Regions from separate parts of the Homo sapiens genome. Here region 2 is linked to region 1. Evidence: read pairs that join two places in POLR2A ChIA-PET (ENCODE). Cell type or tissue: A673. All regions are shown on one strand. Each heading gives the region's core, and the rest is flanking DNA. Links, peaks and the distances in the headings are about the cores only. Region 1 overlaps SH3GL1 (SH3 domain containing GRB2 like 1, endophilin A2). Region 2 overlaps FZR1 (fizzy and cell division cycle 20 related 1).

Region 1 (5,361 bases), core at 48-5,047:
GCACTCCAGCTAGGCAACAGAGCGAGACTCTGTCTCAAAAAAAAAAAAAAAAAAAAAAGGCGTGTGGGGGGTGACAGAGAGGCGGGGGAAATGAAGAGAGGCAGAGGGGGTGGAGAGGGACAGGGGAGACAGAGGCAGGGGAGACGGAGGCAGGGTAGACAGAGAGAGGCAGGGGGAACAGAGAGAGGCAGGGGGACAGAGACGGGAGACAGAGAAGCAGGGGGACAGAGAGGCGGGGGAGACAGAGGCAGGAGAACGGAGAGAGGCAGAGGGGACAGAGAGATGGGAGACAGAGGTAGGGGGACAGAGAGGCAGAGGGGACAGAGAGAGGGGAGACAGAGGTAGGGGGACAGAGAGAGGCAGAGGGGACAGATGGGAGACAGGCAGAGGGGACAGAGAGAGGCAGAGGGGACAGAGAGACGGGAGACATAGGGGGACAGAGAGAGGCAGAGGGGACAGAGGGAGACGGGAGACAGAGGTAGGGGGACAGAGAGAGGCAGAGGGGACAGAGAGAGATGGGAGACAGAGGCAGAGGGGACAGAGAGAGATGGGAGAGAGAGGCAGGGGGACAGAGAGAGTCAGGGGAGACAGAGGCAGGGGAACAGAGAGGCAGGGGGATAGAGAGAGGCAGGGGGACAGAGGCAAAGGGGACAGAGAGAGGGGACAGAGAGAGGCAGGGGGACAGAGAGGCTGGGGGAACAGAGAGAGGGAGAGGAGGCCGGTGGGGAAACAGAGTTGTTTTTTCCTCTGTTAGCTCTCATCCCTGAAATCAACAAGGAAATAGGACCGGTTCACTTTGCCATGTTGGCTTGAGGTGCCCTGCTAAGAGCTGGGGTTCCATCCAGCCTTCCTTGGCTGTGACACTCTGTGGAACTAATCTTCAACTTCGCAGAAGTTGTTCCCTGGCCTCTGGAATCCCACCTTGGTGACTTAAAAGCTAGTGGACTGATAGAAAATTCAGTCCCCGTTACTTAACTTGGATTTTGAAAACCGTCCCCTCATTCAGGTTTACACAGAACATGCTATTGCCCGTCTAAGCCTGAGGGGACCACACACCCCAGAAACACCAGAGCAGATCATGTTCAAAACCGCCGACTGTCCTGAAGACAGTTGACAATTCATGAGTTTGACGCACGTTTTTTCCAGTCCAAGAGCTGGAGCCAGATACCCACCCGTGACGCCCTCCCACATCTTCCAAACGGGCACTTCCAAACCTTGTCCTGGGCATGTTTCCAAGCCAGCCTCACTGCTGCAGGCTCATGTCATGCCCTCTCTCCTGCGTGCTCCCAGATCCCACCCATCCTTAAAAGCCCACGGCCACGGCCACCTCCTTCCTGCCTCACCCTGGCTCCCTCCCCGCAAGGAGGAAGCGGCCCCTCCCCGCTGGCGTCCTGTCTGTCATAGGGCCTTAGGTTCTTGTGTGTGTGCGAGCCTGGGTTACGTGTCTTTCCTTTTCCACTGTACCTGGCACAGGTAAATACTCATTCAGCCTGACTTGGACCTCAGTGATGGCTCCAGACCGTGGCTTTGAAGAATGGGCAGAATTTGGATGTAGGAAGAAGCAAGGAAAGGAGGGAGAGTTTCCGGTGCAGGGAGAGAGCCCTGCCCTGGGCATCCCTTAGGCAGGTGTTGGAGGGAGGCCCCCAGCACTGGGGCCCCAGCAGCATGGGTCTGCCCTGCCGTGTCCTTCCCCTCCAACCTGAGCCCATGCAGCATCCGTGGGGCCAGTCCTTCCAGGGAAGTGGAAGCCACCCTGGGAGGAGCCTGGCTACCAGACCATGATGGCAGGGTGGGAGAGATTTGAATATTCTTACTGCTCGTAGCTCAGGAAGTGGCAGCACCAGTCCCTTGTCCTTTGGGGCGATGACAACAGAGAAGCAAGCCTTGGGGGGCAGGGCTGCTTTCCCCCCAAAATACAAGTAAGCACAAGGCAGAGCGGCGTGCTTTGTGTTGACGTCGCAGCAGCAGCCATCCTGGCAGTGAGGGGTCACAGTCACGGCCACAGGCTCGCCCATGCACAGAGGCACGTTCTCGAAGGCAGGAAGAGCGTGGGTGTGCAGAGGTGCAGGGAGGGCGGGACATCCCCAGGGAAGGAGTTGCGTTCAGGATGGGCAGCTGTGCCAAGTTCCCAGCTGGTAGGAAGACAGGAATGCAGGTTGATTGGGAAACAGGAGAGAGGGCGCAGCGGCTGTGGCAGCTGCCTGGGGTGTGAGACAGCAGCAGGTGTGTGTCAGGGATGTGGGGAATTTTCTACCAACCTTCTTTTTAAGTTGAGTCATTTTCTCTCTTGGTCCTTTGCTGCTTTATTTTTTTTTTTTTTTTGAGACAGCATCTTGCGCTGTCACCCAGGCAGGAGTGCAGTGGTGTGATCTTGGCTCACAGCAACCCCCACCTGCTGGGTTCAAGAAATTCTCCTGCCTCAGCCTCCCAAGTAGCTGGGATTACAGGCATGAGCCACCATGCCTGGGGTTTCACCATGTTGGCCAGGCTGGTCTTGAACTCCCAATCTCAGGTGATCTGCTTCCTTGACCTCCTAAAGTGCTGGGATTACAGGCATGAGCCACCAAGCCTGGCAGTCCTTTGCTTCTTTCCTCCCGCCCTCGTCCGCCAGTAGAACCTCAGAATTTGTGTCACGGCCATTGACAAATATGTCCCGTGCTGTGAGCATTTTGGAACCGGGACTTGACTCTGTGGCTGATCTGGAGGCGCTCTGGGCGCAACATGAGATTTCGTGCACGATCAGCCAGCTGTAGCCAGTTTTTCCTGGTGTGCGTGGTCCTGTGAGTGCCTCACCAGGGTCCCTTGGAGATGGGTGTGACTCAGGTAAGGTGTGTTCCTTTTCTTCTTCTTCTTAAGGGCCTGCATGAAGCCTCTTGCTCCAGAAAAACTGGGCTCAGAGGCAGTGTCGTGGGGCGGAGGTGAAACCCCTGGCCGGCCCCACACCCATCATTCCTCGGGACTCAGTTGCTCAGTGCACAGTAGCCTAGGATCGTAGGGTGGTGTATGGTTTCTGTTTTTTTTATTTTTATTTTTTGAGAGAGTTTTACTCTTGTTGCCCAGGCTGGAGTACAATGGCGCGATCTCAGCTCACCACAACCTCCGCCTCCCGGGTTCAAGCGATTCTGCTGCCTCAGCCTCCCAAGTAGCTGGGATTACAGGCATGCACCACCATGCCCAGCTAATTTTTGTATTTTTAGTAGAGATGGGGTTTCTCCCTGTTGGTCAGGCTGGTCTCAAACTCCTGACCTCAGGTGATCTGCCCGTCTCGGTTTCCCAAAGTGCTGGGATTACAGGTGTGAGCCACCGCACCTGGCCTGGTGGTGTGTAGTTTCTAAAGCACATCCACGCCTGAGATGGTTGAGAAAACCGAGGCTCAGAGGGGTTTGTGTTCCTGCTCAGAGTCACAGCCCCGAACGGCAGAGCTGGAACCACATCCAGTCCCGGTGTCGCCCATCCAGGCACCCTAATCCCACGTCAGCCTGCTTGCCTCGTGGCGTTACGGCACACCTTTGCTCTGATGTGTTACTGGCACACCTGAGCTCCCGAGGGCAGGGCTGCTTCTTATTTATTTGTTATCTCAACAACTAGTATTTATTATCTCACCATATACTCAGTGACTGACGCCACCTGGGTGCCAGGCCCTGTGCTGCCTCTGCCACCCCTGTCCCTGTGCCTGGCCCTGCTGGCAGGAAGCTTGTGTTTGAGGACAGAGAACTTGGGGTGGGTTGGCGACGAGAGCCTGTCCCGAGTGGTGTCCCTCCAAGGACGATGAGCCACAGCGGGGCAGAAGGGGCCCTGGGAAGCAGGCTGCACCCGCCAGAATCTCCCAGGCCCGGGACCCAAACGCGAGTCTTCAGACAGGAGAGGCTGCAGTCTTCTCGCTGCAGGGGAGATGGTGGGGGGACTCGGGCCATTTGCCTGCTTCCTCTGTGCTGAGGCCGTGGTCAGCAATTCTGAGATTCCCAGCCCGGGTTTCCACCACCGACATCACTGTGTAAGGAGCAGGCAGTGCCTCTGAGCGGCCAGGGGCACCCATGCGCCAGAGCCAGTGCACGTGACCTGGCGAGGGGGCAGGAGTGGCCACTGCAAGGTGACAGCTGCTGGCACCTAATGCTCGCAGAGGGCCCCAGTGCACAGGCGCGGCTGGCTGTGCAGAGCTGCTGACCGCCTCTCACCACCCCCTGCCCTGCCCCGTGCCACCCGGGATGACTTCTGGCCTGGGTGCTTTTGGTAGCCACACCTCAGAAAACCTGTCTTCGTGACTGTGGGCCACCATGGGCATGAGTCACCTGTCACCAGAGCCTGGTGTCCCTGTGTAAGTGTGCCAGATAGGCAGAGGAGACAGGTGAAGGCACATTCCTCAGTGCCCGCTCACAGCTCTGCCCACCACGCATTCTGTAGAGAACCTCAGTGCCCTCCTCCCTGCTGGCAGCCAGGCAGGGATTTAGGCGGTTTCTGTTTGGCCTCCAGTGCTTGCCTCTCCCGTGTCCTATCCGCCCAGACCTCAGACCTGTCACTGTTCCCGGGCATCCTCCTGGATAAGAAACTGCCCAAATGTGGTAGCTGGGTCCCCAGGATGTGAGTCAGGCTAGGCCTGCCTAGCTCACGTTTTGTTCTTTGCAAATTTTCCCAACCTTGCAGCTCTCTGGGGAGGGAGCCAGCTCCAGGCTGGGAATGGGCCTGGCGGCCTCCATCAGTGTCAGCCCAGGTGAACCGTCCACGAGCCACAAAAGGGAAGGTGATGGGAGGAGTATCATCTGGCTGCCTTCCGGGTCACTGCGGGGAGTTGCTGCCCCCGGAGCTTAGCTGCTGTCAAGGGGTGGGATGTGGCGAGGACCCCCAAGAGGTTGCCCGGGGTCCTTTATTCTAGGGCGCTAAGCATTGGAGAGTGCTTCCTGTGTCTGAGACGGGACAGCAGGGGACCCGAAAACAAGCAAGCAAGAGGAATGCGAGGCCCCGTGAGGATAGCAGGAGGGTGGGGCAGCCTTGCAGCCATGGGGACATTTGGATGGACAGAGCCCTGGTGGCTAAGACCCAGCATGGGAAGATCCAGGGAGGCTCAGTGAGGGAGAAGGAACAGCGAGAGCAAAAGCTCTGAGGGGAGATGGGGGGGCCGCCCAGGCAGATGGGGGTGTAAGATGAAGTGTGAAGGGGCAGGCGCACGAGAGAGGAGGCATCAGTGGTGTGTTGGGAGAAGGTGAGGAGACCAGTGATGGGGATCAATCAGGAGAGCTTCCTGTGGGAGGAGGCTTCTCTGAGGTCTGAGGTCTGGGCGGATAGGACACGGGAGAGGCAAGCACTGGAGGCCAAACAGAAACCACCTAAATCCCTGCCTGGCTGCCGGCAGGGAGGAGGGCGCTG
Region 2 (5,322 bases), core at 1-5,000, 860 kb after region 1:
CCCCATCCCTCTCCCCAGTCCCTGGTGACTTCTTTGGCAGGTAAGTTCCTCAATCGTTAAACACAGAGTCTGTCAGTGATGAAAGCTTAGTCCCGTTCTGCTACTAATGTTAAGTGATGATAAAGTTATGTCTACGCAAGAGAAACCCACAGTCACCACATGACCCAGCACTTCCTAGATACACACCCAGGAGAATGGGAAAGGCACAGGAACTGGTACACAAATGCTCACAGACGCACAATTCACAACAGCCAAAAGACGGCAAAATCCTACATACGCATCAACAGGTGAGGGACGAACCAGCGCGGCCCTCCACACGCCAGAACACGACCCAGCCATGAAAGGAGCAAGGCTCTACCCAGGCCACAGCGCGGACACGCCCTGAGGACGTTGCACCCTGTGAGAGACACCAGACACAAAAGACCTGGGAGGGCCCTGGAGGAGGCTGACTCACGGAGACCAGAAGGGCCGAGGCGACACCTGCCTTTTTAGGAAACAGACACCTGAGGCATGCACTGGCTTGCGTCACCAGGTAGGGACAGACCCATGCGGGTTTGGTGCTGCTCCTGTCATCCCGAGCACCACTCTGTCCTGAGATACTGAGGCGGTTGGCCTGATTGCCACCTCCACAGCTCCAGGTGGCCTCTGACGAGCTCCCGGCCTGGGGTTGGAGATAGGATCAACCGCAGGGCTGTTTCTTCTGCAAGAGCCCGCAGGCAGCGCTGACTGGGCCCGCAGTCAAGGGACGCATGTGGTCCCTGGCTCGGCCACATGGGGCCAGTCAGGCTCTGAGGGACAAGAGCATGCAGCCCACAGTCCTGTGGTAGTGGGTTTTCGTGGCTTATCTCGTGTCCCCTCTGCAAGGCCTCATGGACGGGTGCCAGCGCCCACCGCCTGTGCAGATGAGGACACGAAGGCAGAGTGCAGGGCAGCAATGCCCACGACCACATAGAAGGCCCAGGGTTCTCTACATGGCTCAGCCCAAAGCACATGGGCCCAAAGGGTGGCCCACGCGGCCACAGAGCAATGGCCAGCAGCTCTCCCTCCTTCCAGCCTGCCCCCTACTGGGGCCAGGTCATGTCACCAGCCTCCTCCCCATCCCCTTCTCCCTCGCCCAGAATGGCCTCTCCCCACCCACAGTCCCCACCGGTTCTCCACAGGGCACAGCTGCCTCCCGCAGCCCCAAAGGCCCATGTGTCCCCACCACACCCGACCACTCCTGGGCCAGCACTGGCCATCCCAGGACGAGGAGAGGCCTAAGCATCTGTCCCCAGTGAAGACAGCCTCTGGGGGACAATTTCCCGAGCCTGGAGCCAGAGGGTCTATAGAGACCTGAGCCCCAGGAAAGGTGTGGGTGTGGGGCCCCCCGGGACTGATTTGCAGATGAACAGGGAATCTACGCAGATCCTGAGCCCCACGAGAGCTGTGGGTGTGGGGCCCCCCGGGACTGATCTGCAGATGAACAGGGAATCTATGCAGATCCTGAGCCCCAGGAGAGCTGTGGGTGTGGGGCCCCCCGGGACCGATTCACAGATGAAGGGGGATCTACACAGATCCTCCAGCACTTACAGAAAGGAAACCGCGGAGCAGAGACCACTTGCAAAGGCAGTACTGTGGCATGAAAACCCCACCCTGGGGGCAGGGGCTCCTGGGGGAGTCTCCGTCGGAAGTGCAGTGCTCAGTCCAGGCTGTGCAGAGGTGGTGCGTGCAGCCACAGAGGACGTCAGCTGTGGCCATGGTTGGGGAGGACAGCTGGAAACATCGGCTTCACAGGCAGCATTGCCCAGACAGTAGCTTGTACCCCTTGGCACACCAAAAACCAGGCAGGACCCGAACACTGAGCTTCAGAGCAGGGGTGAGGGAGCCCCTGCTCAGACTCCAAGAGTCCCAGAGCCAAGCGGCGAGGAACTTGTTCAAGTCCAGCAAATCTGAGACCAGAGGGAGGCCAGCCCTCCGCCCTCCTTGGGGTAGATCAGCCACCACCGTCGGCTCCATGCAGGTCGCCCAGCACTGGCGGCTTCACAAGCCCCATGCAGCCAGCAGGCGACTCACCACGTAGACGCGGCTGCCGCAGGGCAGAGACGATCCGGACTGCCAGGGGCGTAGGGTCCTGACCCCAGGACCTGTGCCTAGGCCACCTTGCAGGGCAGCAGGGACTCTGCAGGTGTGACTGAATGTTTCAGAGGGTGGCAGGTGTGGACGGGGCTTCCCCAGACACTTATGCTCCCCACGGTCCTGGAGGCCCTCTCTCTGCCCAGCCTCGCATGGGGGGCCCTGCCCTCTCTCTTTCCTCTCTGTGCCCCCACGGCCCCTGACTTCTGACAGCCCCATCCTGTGTTGGATGTGGTGGGGAGGGTCATTCATTGACCAACACACATGAACAGAGCCCTCCCAATGACAGGGCCACAGCCCCACCCACCCACTGGAGTGAGCTCCCTACCAGAGGAGGTAGTGGGAGAAAATCAAGCTGGTGGAGAAGCATTCCAGGTGGTGGCATGTGCTGCCAGGAAACACTTTTTTTTATGGAGACAGGGTCTCTCGCTCTGTCGCCCAGGCTGGAATGCAGTAGTTTGATCATGGTTCACTGCAGCCTCCACCTCCTGGGCTCCAGCTATCTTCCTACCTCAGCCTTCTGAGTAGCTAGGACCAGAGACATGCACCACCATGCCTGCTAAAGGAAGTACATTTGTAAAAGTGGCCCCCAACAACTAGCTGCCAAAGTAAAAGCAAGATGGACAACGGCACCAGCAGACTTCAAATCCCAGCACAGGACAGTCTCCCCAAGACCTGGCACCTCGCAGAGGGACCCATGGGCACAGGAGCGCGGGCACAAGCGGAACGGCTCCAGGACTGTATTCCATGCCAGCACTGCCCCTGCTCCAGATCTGACTTTGCAGGTGGGGCCCAGCCCTTCCCGTGTCCTGGTGGGAGCCTTTGTGGCTTCTGTACTTTCAGCACCCTTGGCTAGGCCTTCTCCAACAATGGAAAAACTTTGTAATGCAAATCTTACTCGTTAAAGAACTTAGCTGCCAGGTACAGCAGGAGGATACCAGGAGTTTGAGATCAGCCAACATGGCGAGACCCCGTTTCTACAAAAAATACAAACAGAGGCACTGTGGGGGGCTGAGGTGGACAGATCACCTGAGCTCAGGAGTTCGACACCAGCCTGGCCAACATGGTGAAACCTCGTCTCTACTAAAAAATAAAAATTAGCTGGGCATGGTGGCATATGCTTGTAATCCTAGCTACTAGGGAGGCTGAGGCAGGTGAATCACTTGAACCTGGAAGGCGGAGGTTGCAGTGAGCAGAGATCGTGCCACTGCACTCCAGCCTGGGTGACACAGTGAGACTCTGTCTCAAAAAAAAAAAAAAAAAAAAAGAAAGAAACAGTTAGCTGGGTGTGGTGGCATACATCTGTAGTCCCAGGACTCAGGAGGCTGAGGTGGAGGCTGCAGTGAGCTGAGATCGCACCACTGCACTCCAGCCTGGGCAACAGTGCAAGACACTGTCTCAGGAAGGAAAAAAAAAAAAAAAGAACTTTGTTTAGTTACAAATCACAGCATTTCAGATGACCCTTTTTTGTTTATCTTGTTTCACACAGAGACCTTGGTGATGCAATTCATTTCCAGAGACCTAAGTGTGGACAAACAGGAGCGCCCTGGAGTTTTTATCTTTTTAAAATTTTTATTCATTTATTTTTCTGAGATAGAGTCTCACTCTTTTTGCCCAGGCTGGAGTGCAGTGGTGCAATCTCGGCACACTGCAACCTCTGCCTCCCGGGTTCAAGCAATTCTCCTGCCTCAGCTTCTCAAGTAGCTGGGATTACAGGCACTCACCACCACACCCAGCTATTTTTTTGTATTTTTAGTAGAGAGGGGGTTTCATCATGTTGGTCAGGCTAGTCTTGAACTCCTGACCTCAGGTGATCCACACGCCTCAGCTTCCCAAAGTGCTGGGATTACAGGTGTGAGCCACAGCGCCCAGCCAGGATTTTTATTTTTGAGACCGGGTCTCACTCTGTCACCTAGGCTGGAGAGCAGTGGTGCAATTATGGCTTACTGCAGCCTTTGCCTCCTAGACTCAAGTGATCCTCCTGCCTCAGCCTCTGGAGGAGCTGCGACCACAGGTGTACTCCACCAGACCCAGCCACTTTTTGTATTTTTTGTAGAGATGGAGGCTTCCCATGTTGCCCAGGCTGGTCTCGAACTTCTGGGCTCAAGCAATCTGCCTGCCTCTGCCTCCCAGAGTGCTGGGGTTACAGGTGTGAGCCACCGCGCCCAGCTGGCATTTTTCCAGAATGAGAGAATGTAAACAAGTGTCACTGGCAGCAGCGGTGGTAACCGCGTGCACTGAGGCACTTGCTGGCAGAGTCTGGTTGTGATTGGCTAAAATATCATCCCCCACTTCCCCAGAACACTGATGCTGCCCTGAAGTCAGCACTGAAAGCAAATACACCGGGCGCCAGCTGCAGCTGCACACGGCCCCTGGCACACATCGCTGCCCAGCAGCACATGGCTGCACCTGACAAGCCCTCCGGGGCAACAGAGACGCCGTGAGCCAATGGCCCAAACGTTGCCAGGTGGGCAGCAGCTGTCAGTCTACTGGCCACACAACTCACTCAACGCTGCCCAAGGCTGGTGGGCAAAACCACAGGGCCCAGGCCTGCCCAGCAGCCTGAGACCCAGCTCCTGTCTGTCCCTGCAGTGAGGGCAGGGGTGCACAAGACGGGTGTGCAGACTGTCTTCCCACCTCCGAGATCTGGAGGGTCCTGTATCCCGGGCCTGGGGCCTCCCGGGGCACCTCACCTGGACACTTGCCCGGTGCTGCTAGCGGTGCTCAGCTCAGCTCCGGGACCCCCAGCGACCCCTCTAAGCCCCTCGCTCAGCTGCGCTGCAGGAAGAACAAAATCCAGGAGCCATAAGAGGCATGGCTGTGGAATTCAACACCGGGAAAATTGGGAGTCCGCAGGGCAGACACACCACCAACACAGTTAAAAAACAGATGACAAACTGAGGGAAGCACCTGCCACCCACAGGAGAGCCCAAAGTAGCAAAGGACACCAACAAACCGCACTGGGAAAGGACCAGTCCTCCCTCGCAGTCAGGAGCTGCCAATCCAACCGAGGACACCACCCTCCCGCCCGTCAGACGGTGGGGGAGGCTGTGGGCTGGGGGACTCGGCCTCACCATCCCAGGCGTGGGGAGAGACAGCCACACGCACTCATGGTTGGCAGAAGCTGCAAACTGCTACGGCTTCAAAGGAAGGCAATTTGGCAACTGCTTCCAAAATTTAAAAAATGCACATCCTCTGTGATGCGGTATT

The links. ChIA-PET counts read pairs that join two places held together with the same protein. Peaks named below come from ENCODE experiments on the same cell type or tissue, not always from the same donor. Only the 100,000 strongest peaks of a DNase experiment are listed, where the experiment ranks them.
Region 2: POLR2A ChIA-PET joins it to region 1 with 6 read pairs; 2 of 35 experiments call an interaction of 5 or more read pairs at or near these places.

The regions. Positions count from the first base shown.
Region 1 is chr19:4,376,387-4,381,747 of GRCh38, reverse strand. All of the region lies in intron 1 of SH3GL1 (SH3 domain containing GRB2 like 1, endophilin A2), which reads left to right. Among named protein-coding and RNA genes, the nearest start is that of SH3GL1, 21 kb to the left of the region's middle. RefSeq lists enhancers at 1,721-1,820, 1,871-1,920, 2,381-2,460, 3,446-4,178. In A673, for the core only: no CTCF peak of the experiment used is centred there; a DNase peak (open chromatin) is centred at 2,096; H3K27ac peaks cover 1,738 bases.
Region 2 is chr19:3,516,069-3,521,390 of GRCh38, reverse strand. The region is part of intron 1 of FZR1 (fizzy and cell division cycle 20 related 1); the gene reads right to left. LOC124904617 (a long non-coding RNA gene) reads left to right here. Exons shown (of 2, transcript XR_007067099.1): 2 at 288-3,228. Among named protein-coding and RNA genes, the nearest start is that of FZR1, 12 kb to the right of the region's middle. RefSeq lists enhancers at 139-939, 2,543-3,345, 3,626-4,450, 4,451-5,277. In A673, for the core only: no CTCF peak of the experiment used is centred there; no DNase peak of the experiment used is centred there.